Regions from separate parts of the Mus musculus genome. Here region 1 is linked to region 2. Evidence: chromatin loops called from intact Hi-C (ENCODE). Cell type or tissue: left cerebral cortex. All regions are shown on one strand. Links, peaks and the distances in the headings refer to the core of each region. The heading gives the core; the rest is flanking DNA. Region 1 has its middle 15 kb from the start of Psmd7. Region 2 has its middle 48 kb from the start of Gm39242.

Region 1 (4,401 bases), core at 111-4,110, 280 kb before region 2:
AGCTCTCTGTGTGTGCTATTATCCAACTCCGTTAAGGTGTTGTGTTTGCCCGTCAAAGTGAAATGACTAGCAAATAGGCCTGGTAAGATGATATATTAGTGTATGTCACACACACATCACACACACACACACACACACACTCTACACAGACACACACACAGAAACCACACACAGACACACATAGACACACTCAGAGAAACATACACACACATACACAGAGACACACAGAGATGCAGACATACACACACAGACACACACACACACAGACATATACAGAAACACAGACACGCCACACACAGATGCACAGAGACACACATATACAGGCACACCATACACAGACAGGCACAAAAACACACAGACACCCCACACACAGACACACAAAGACATACACGCACACACAATACATGACGCATACACATGAACACAGGCACATATACAGATAGACAGACAGACACAAACACATACTCTCACACACATACACTAATATATAAAAAACAAACTTATGAAACCCTTTCAATGCTTATAGGATAAAATTCGAATGCACACATGCCAAGCTCTCTGATTACTTTTCCTTTAGCTCAGGCACAGTGGTGCACCCTGGGATGCCCGTTGGGAGCCTGAGTCGAGAAGAATGTGAGTTCACACATAAACCACAGGGCGAGAGCCTGCTCCCTAAAACTAAACAAAGATCAAAACCCAATCTCAAACTTTCCCTTCGTTACTACATACAATTCTTTTTTTAATAGATCCATTATTTTGAACCCAATTGACCTGTGTAAAGTGTGCGTGATGTCTAGACCGACTAATGGTATCCTTCAAAACCCAAACGATATATTTTGGACTATTTTCTCAAAGGAACTACACACCATTTTCGGTTATTGTCAAATAACCCCTTTATCATAATTTCCGAAGCTCCCCTTTGTAGCTGGAGTTGAAAGAGGTGAGCGGGTTGGAACGCCAAGCCAGCGTAAGGCTTAGCAGGGCAAGTGCAAAGCAGTTGGCTTCCCTCACAATACTTTTGCATAGGAGATGTTAGAGGGAAGGGGGCAGCAATAGCTCTGGGGAATCTTCTATAACTTGTACCCGGGAATGAGAAACTCTTTACTGCGCTGATATCTCAGCTGCTCAAACCGCCTTTTCGAAGCTAGTTCAAACTTGATTTTGATCAATTAAACTACCGGGAATGGAGACTTTTCCTTGAGCGTAGACTTAAGCTTTCACCTTTAAAATTTAAACTCCTTCCCTCTGACTTCAAAGAGAAGAAGTGCCGGCTTTTAGAATCTCATTTTTAATATACTGAAGCCCTAGGATAATATTTGGGAAATGAGGAAGGAAAAAATTGAAATAGTTAAAAGTTTGGTTTTTATCTGCTATTTGATACTGAATGTACAATGTCATATTCTGCAAGAATTTTTTTTTTTTTTTTTTTTTTTTTTTTTTTTTTTTTGAGCCAGGGACTCACTAAGTATATGGCTCAGGCTGGCTTTCAACTCTTCTTCTTCAGTATCTAAGGGATTATATGTGTGTGTCACCATGCCCAGCTTAGATACCGTTTAAAAGAGTGTATGGATGAATAGTGTTGTACTATCCTGATGAATTTTAGTAGGCTCTCTTGGTAATGTTTTGGAGTTATATATTTAAGTTAAAAAAAAAAAAAATCTTTGTTCCGCAACTGGAAAACAAATTGTTTAACAGGTATTTCCAGCAGAGGGCGCCATCTGACCATGGACGCGCTATCGCTACTTGCCAGTATCCTGTAGCCCATTTTATCAATATACATAAAAAACTCAATGTTCAAATTAACTAGTTCAATAAGTAATTTAGCTCATTGATTTTTGGGCATATCCTAAGTGCCATTACAAGCTACGGATATTTTAAATGCCATTACCTAATAGAAGGAATGTTTTAAGCACCTTTTATTGATTTTATTACTGCTTTATTTTGCTGTCTTGGTTTAAAATCATTTTAACCACTCCGTAATCAAGAAGAAATATATCGTTGGTGAAATACGGTCAATTTCCTAAAAACCTTTGACATCATTAAATAAGGAATAACAGTTGTTAAATCATGTCAGGCAATAACGGAGGGACAGAAGAGATATAAAGTTTGGAGCAGTAGGCCAGCATACCGGGAAAGCCCCATTGACCTTGCGCCTGCAGATCCCACATGCACCAGAAGCACTCGAGGTGGCTCATGGTTTTCACAAGCAGCAAGACAGATTTAAAAATCCCAGGCAGTCAGGAAGTTGGAGGGATGGTAGCAGGACGGGATGATTCTGGACAATTAGAGACTTTCTTAATGACCTCCTGTGATCCTCTGTCAAAATGATTCTCTATTTGGCAATCTCATTTGATTTTCTTGCTAGACTCTAGCATGTTGATAATCTGAAGAGCATGGAAGTGATGTACTCGTAAGTTTTTTCCCCTTCTCTTTTAACGTCTCCTTCTTATACCCGTTTGGTTTATATTAGCAGTAGTACGGAGCTGATCAGCTGGGAGAGAGGCAAGGAATCTGGCCCCTAGACTGCTTAATCAAAGAGCGGCAGAAGCAGGTAGTGAGCGCAAAGCCTTGCTCTAAGCCTGCTAATGAGTTGATTGCATTGACATTTGATATAATTTAACTGCAAATATCAATACTTGTATACGATTTAGAGCGTAGCTGTTGAGCTGTGATTAGAAGTTGAAAATGATTCCTGGTAAGAGACCACCTGGCTGTGACCCAAGCCCGGAGAACGCAGTTCTCCTCATTAAGTGGAATGGATCCAGAAAGTCAAGTGTTTTGATTATTAATAGAATCTCCTCCTTTTCTTTGAGCAAATGTTAGCTTCGAGAGGAAATTGATAATTATCCGAGGTCTGTTAAATGATCGTTTGGTGAGCTCATTTCATTCCTTCAAATGAGCTCGTGTCTCCAATTGTGGCAATCATTCGCCGGGCAGAAGAGAACACTAGCTCAAACCCTAGTGGGTGTCACTGACAATGTCAGTGTGGTCAGTGCGTCCGGGAAGAATTCATCCATTGGAGGCTGCAAACCAGATTTGGCTGAAATGTGCATATTTAGCCTATGTTAACTCATAAATTGGATAAATACGTTATGCTAAACTGCACTGAGTAAATATTGAGTATGCAAAACACTCTTGTAGGTGTCTCAAACACAGAGAATATAGAATCTAGATTCTCCTCTGTGAAAGTGATGAGTACAGCTCCTGCCCTGTGGGAAGGTTGGAATAGGGATGGGAGACTATGGAACAGGGAAACGCCAGGCAAGGGAATGGGGAAGTGGCTTTGGTAAAGAGCCTGGGACATCAGTGGCTGGCATTCAATAGACCAGCAACGCAAACAGCACTGTGTGCTTCTGGGGAAATTGAACGAAGCTTCTCAAAAAATAAAATCTGATTTGCTCTGTTTCTTTCTTTTTTCATTTTTTTTCAGTATGTGATGTTTCTTTATTTCCAAGTTTATTATTATTATTATTAGGTATTTTCCTCGTTTACATTTTCAATGCTATCCCAAAGGTCCCCCATACCCACCCCCCCTTTTTTCATTTTTGTTACGAAGTGTTTAATACACCGTGAAGCGTGTGTGTGTAAGATCAAGAAGAAAACGAAAATCTCTTTTCTTCCAGTGAGATGCAGAATCTTACAAACCCCTCTGAACACCCTGTGGCTCATAGCTCCTTCCTGCCTACCCCAGTACTTCAAATTAATATTATTTCACCCAGGTGCAAAATATAGGAATTTCTGGATTGGCCAAGATCTGCAACTTTTATTCTTACCTTTGGTTGGATCCATGAGAAATGAAATGAAGAAATATGTTGTGCTTGCCTGGTATGCTATGATTACATAGTGTGTGTGTGTGTGTGTGTGTGTGTGTACACATGTGCACACATACACACACACACACACACACACACACACACACACACACACTCATAAGGGATGGGGGTCAGAAGCAAAGGGAGTTCCAAAGAATTCAAGTCAAAATAACCTAAATAAAGGAAGAAGTTCAATTTACTCATATTTATTTATTTGTTTGTTTTAAGATTACAAGCATGTCTGCGTCTGTATGGGTTTATGTGTGTCTATGTGTGTCTATGTGTGTCTATGTGTGTGAGAGTGCCACAGAGGCCAGAGAATATTGGATATCCCAGATGTGGAGTTACAGATGGTTGTGAGCTACCTGATGTGGGTACTGGGGTCCCTTGCAAGATCACTACGTGCACTTGACTGCTAAGCCATCCCTTCAGCCCCCTGCTTGCCCAATTTTTCTTCCTTTGCCCGCCATGCCCAGATTGAATGGATAATTCCGATGACATGTTATGACTGAGCCACATGTTTGGCTCTGGGGAGTCAGTCACAGTTTTCATGTATAAAGGCTCCCACGTCCCATGAGATGCTCATCTG
Region 2 (4,401 bases), core at 285-4,284:
TAGCCAGAGTTTACCTTGAACTCCAGGTCCTTCTGACTCCATCTCCTTGGTGCTGGGATCACAGAGCTGGCTGCCACACCTGCTTTTAGGCAACGCTGCTGATCCCACCCAGGGCTTCCCACAGGATAAGGAGGGGCTCTGCCATCTGACCTGCAGTCCAGGCTCTAGGTAGTTACCTCTTGCCTTCGCTCATTTACTGCCTGTTTGTGTCTTTGAGGAGCTCAAACCAATGTTGGGAATGGGTTCAGAGATGTGGGCAATGCTGTCATGGCAGAAACTGCTTCCCAGTTCCTTTGCCGCTGCCGCCACCACCAACATCGTCCTCCTCCTCCTCCTTCTTTTTACTAACCTTCTTTCTTTCCAAAACAACCCATACAAAGGTTCGACTGCTCAACTGTGAATCAAGAAGGATGTGTCTGTGTCAAGACACAACAAAGAGGAGGTGCCCAGGTTTGGGCTTCTGATGGCTTCAGAGTTAGGGACAGTGGCATATTTCAGGAAAGAGCCTGGAAGCAACTCTCTGGTCAGGGTCACCAGTCAGGCTCACTGGTATCCAAAGAGTCCTCACTTCCACCTGCTCAGGAAGCTTTTCTTTCTTCCTTCCTTCCTTCCTTCCTTCCTTCCTTCCTTCCTTCCTTCCTTCCTCCCTCCCTCCCTCCCTCCCTCCCTCCCTCCCTCCCTCCCTCTCTCTCTTTCTCTCTTTCTTTCTTTCTTTCTTTCTTTCTTTCTTTCTTTCTTTCTTTCTTTCTTTCTTTTTTTCTTCCTTCCTTCCTTCCTTCCTTCCTTCCTTCCTTCCTTCCTTCCTCCCTCCCTCCCTCCCTCCCTCCCTCCCTCCCTCCCTCTCTCTCTCTCTTTCTTTCTTTCTTTCTTTCTTTCTTTCTTTCTCAGAGAAAGCAAAGACTCAGACCTCCACAATTGGCTGATATGATATCACTAGTTCTCAGGTGTTAAAACACAACTCCTAATTTGCATTGGGCAAACCCTCTGGATTTTAAAACTAGTTTAGTCTTGATTTCCTGGCTTGCGTTGTTTCCTTTCAACACACACCTGCTAAATAAGATGTCTTCGTTAACACGAATTAAGAATGCTTTGTTCCTTTACAGCTTTGTGAATGAAGTTTTAGAAATGTGTTAGCATTTTTTTTCTAAAATAAGCTCCTTAAAAATATACAAATTCTTAGACATGAAACTAAAGAAAAATCTCTAGGCTTATGTGTGAAAAATATTTCTCTGTCTCTGTCTCTGTCTCTGTCTTTGTCTCTCTCTCTCTCTCTCTCTCTCTCTCTCTGTGTGTGTGTGTGTGTGTGTGTGTGTGTGTGTGTGTGAGAGAGAGAGAGAGAGAGAGAGAGAGAGAGAGAGAGAGAGAGAGAGAGATATGGGCTTTAATCATCACTGTACTTAGAAACATTAAAAGACCAAAGGAAACTTGTTTTTCATTGTAAGGAAAGGAACCGGAAACACTAGCAACATGTAAATATTGTTTCCTGGTAAGTTATAATCACATTACTCTTGGGTTACATGTTAGACCATGCTGATACCAAAAGACCACTTCCCAGTGGTGTCATTGCTTTGGGAGGCAGAGATAGGCGAGATCTAGCCCATGCAGTGACTAGGGTAGAACTGGCTTCTTTTACAAACAGGCATTTGGTTTTGTTGTTTGTTTGCTTCCGGACCCTCTCGTGTTCTAGTTGAACTCTTAGGCAAGATTCCTTAGACACAGACACTTCATGAATATCAGGCCCATGTTTCTCTGCCTACTGTTAATCTTACAGGAAGAGCCAAGGTAGAGTTGAGGTTTGTGGAAAAAAGTACCAGCCTCATCATCATATGGAAACAATAAGAATCAAGTTGCCACACTTCGTAAATCAGGCTCATTTTATCTTATGTTCTTTTGTTCGTTTTTGATTTTACACTTTTACGATGAACACACTTGGTTTGTTGAATGTACGCTGGAGACAGGAGCCTCCGTGGTTCCAGAATGTCCACTAGTGGGCGCTGCAGTGCTACCAACATTGTATGTATGAGTCTATATTTTTAATCCGAGCACAGTATTAAAGAAAAAAAAAAATCACAGAGTAAATGGTGAGTTTTCATCCCTTCATAGCAGCTTTCCTGTCAAGAAAGACACCAAAAATATAGCTGGAAGATGCTATCTGCTGAAATTATTTACTAAAATTTTAGAACAGAATGGCAGGGTGGGGATCTGTCCCGTTTCTGCCAACATTCATTTATATTTGCAAATTGTCACGTTTATTCTTGTTTGATAGGCATGGACTCTGAGTTCACATTATGCAGAAAAAAAAGGTACTTAATGGCCTAGTCCAAAATTAACACTACTCATTAGGCGAACACCCTGCCTTTTTTTTCTATCAAAGAAAGGCCGTTCATGTGTTCGGTCTATATGATTTTGAGTAGGAAGCAGTACGCGTTTGGGGCTAAGATGTCTGTTTGATATTTAGAGGCGAATTTGATGCTTTAATAAGGGAATCCTCTGTCTCCCTCATCCATCATCCCGCATCTTCATCCATCCAAACACCACTGTAAAGTTGTCAGAGCCTTTTCCATATTCAGTACTTGTATAAATAATGGCTGCTGTGATTTGAGGAAAAAAAAAGGCGGTGTGCATTTCCCAGTGATGTTATATATCTGATCACAGCCCTGGCGACACCTCAGAGGTTTTGTTTAAGCTTGCTGCAGCCTCGTGCATATCATTTAAGTCCTAGAGTCAAAGACCATTTTGTATGTTGACCATTATTGTGGTTAGTACTTGCTGAAATCAGTTTTGTAATGGTGGTGGTGATGGTGTGTGTGTGTGTGTGTGTATGTGTGCACGCTCTAGCGCATGCATGTGTGTGTGTATATATGTTTATGTGTGCATGTGTATGTATGCATATATGTGTGTATGTGTATATGTGTGTGCGCATGTGTGTGTGCACATGTGCATACCTGTGTGTTGTACAGCACGGATAGAACACAGCCTTTGCCTGATCATTTCATTTTTTTTTTTTATCATTGCCCATCACTTTTTCTCCTCTACTCTGCTGTCTTAGGGATTATGCAGGTTCAGTGCAATATTCTGAAATTAATCAAAGCAAGCAAAACCCCATGCCTTATTATCCATGGTGGGGGAGAGAGAGAGGCTTCCAGGACCCACAGAGCTTTGTGATGCCGGCCAGTTGTATAACTAGAATTTTATACATTATCTTATATATATATATAAAGAGGCTCTGGTTTTCACACAATGAAACCCTTTCATGTTAAGTTGTCCAGGCAGTGGATGGCTGCGTGTGTCAGTGACAAAGGCTTGCGATTTAACTGATGCATTGTACCCTGTTCCTTATTTAAATGAGGAACTCATGAGGGTGTGTGTGTGTGACAATATCCAATATCCATTTTTTTCTTTTCTTTCTTTCTTCTTTTTATTTTTAAGCTTAGCAGACCAACTCTAAGTCCCTAATGCAGTAATGCTGTATGGGTCATGGCAGCTTTGAAAAAAAAATGAGGCAAGAGCAAACTTCCAGCATGCTTATCCAGTCTGGACCTTGCGTTCTGTCTCATCTTTTGATAATCAGGCTCTCCAAATTATTTGTTTCCACTAAATTAGTGGCCATTGTACAGATTGCAGACACTTAGTCTGATTGAAAGTGATCAAAGGAGATTATGCACTGGGCTGGCTGAGCGAAGGTTCTGATTTGACCCACTGCCTGGAGAGAAAGTATCTAATCTTATAAACCCCATTCACTCCTGATGTGCTTTGTGACACTGCCCGGAACACATTAGACCCCTTTGTCTTAGTTCAGAGGAAGATGAAGGTGGGTTGGGTTGAGCCGGCACATGAGACAAATGGATGGAGACCCTGGGTGGTATTCTTTTCGTGGTGTCTTGAACTCTGTGTGTGTCAGGGTAGAGGGGGCTCTGCCTCCCTTCCCGATGGTAAATTCCCACCATCTTGGAGGAAGACACTGCTTCATTATTTATCAAGTGTGTTCTCGGTGTCAGAGGCTGTTACAGATCTTATGTTTCAAATCTAACCGTATTTATGTGTGTTTATGTAGCTTGTCCTACGAAACAGAAACATAGCCGGCCGTGTTTGCGGGTATGGAAGTGAGGAGAAGGAGGTGGGGTGGGGTGATGGGGAGATGACTGGCACTGCCCACTAGAACATCTGCCGTATGTAGCATGTCCTCCTGCCTCATCTGGAAAAGTGATTTAGATGGTCTCTCTCTCTCTCTCTCTCTCTCTGTCTGTCTGTCTGTCTGTCTCTCTGTCTCTCTGTCTCTCTGTCTCTCTGTCTCTCTGTCTCTCCCTCTCTCTCCCTCTCTCTCTGAATGCTGATTTCTGTTTTGTTTTTACAGAGAAAGAACCCCAGAGATGGAAAGAAAACAAAGAATTGTTATCTGGG

What was found. A loop is a pair of places that touch in the nucleus more often than their neighbours do. Peaks named below come from ENCODE experiments on the same cell type or tissue, not always from the same donor. Only the 100,000 strongest peaks of a DNase experiment are listed, where the experiment ranks them.
Region 1: a loop joins it to region 2, with 3 times the contacts of the local background. A loop is called at or near these places in 4 of 42 quality-filtered maps.

What each region holds. Positions count from the first base shown.
Region 1 is chr8:107,601,510-107,605,910 of GRCm38, forward strand. No RefSeq gene overlaps it. Among named protein-coding and RNA genes, the nearest start is that of Psmd7, 15 kb to the left of the region's middle. In left cerebral cortex, for the core only: a CTCF peak has its summit at 1,705 (motif pointing right); a DNase peak (open chromatin) is centred at 1,709.
Region 2 is chr8:107,880,051-107,884,451 of GRCm38, forward strand. No RefSeq gene overlaps it. Among named protein-coding and RNA genes, the nearest start is that of Gm39242, 48 kb to the left of the region's middle. In left cerebral cortex, for the core only: a CTCF peak has its summit at 1,980 (motif pointing right); a DNase peak (open chromatin) is centred at 1,987.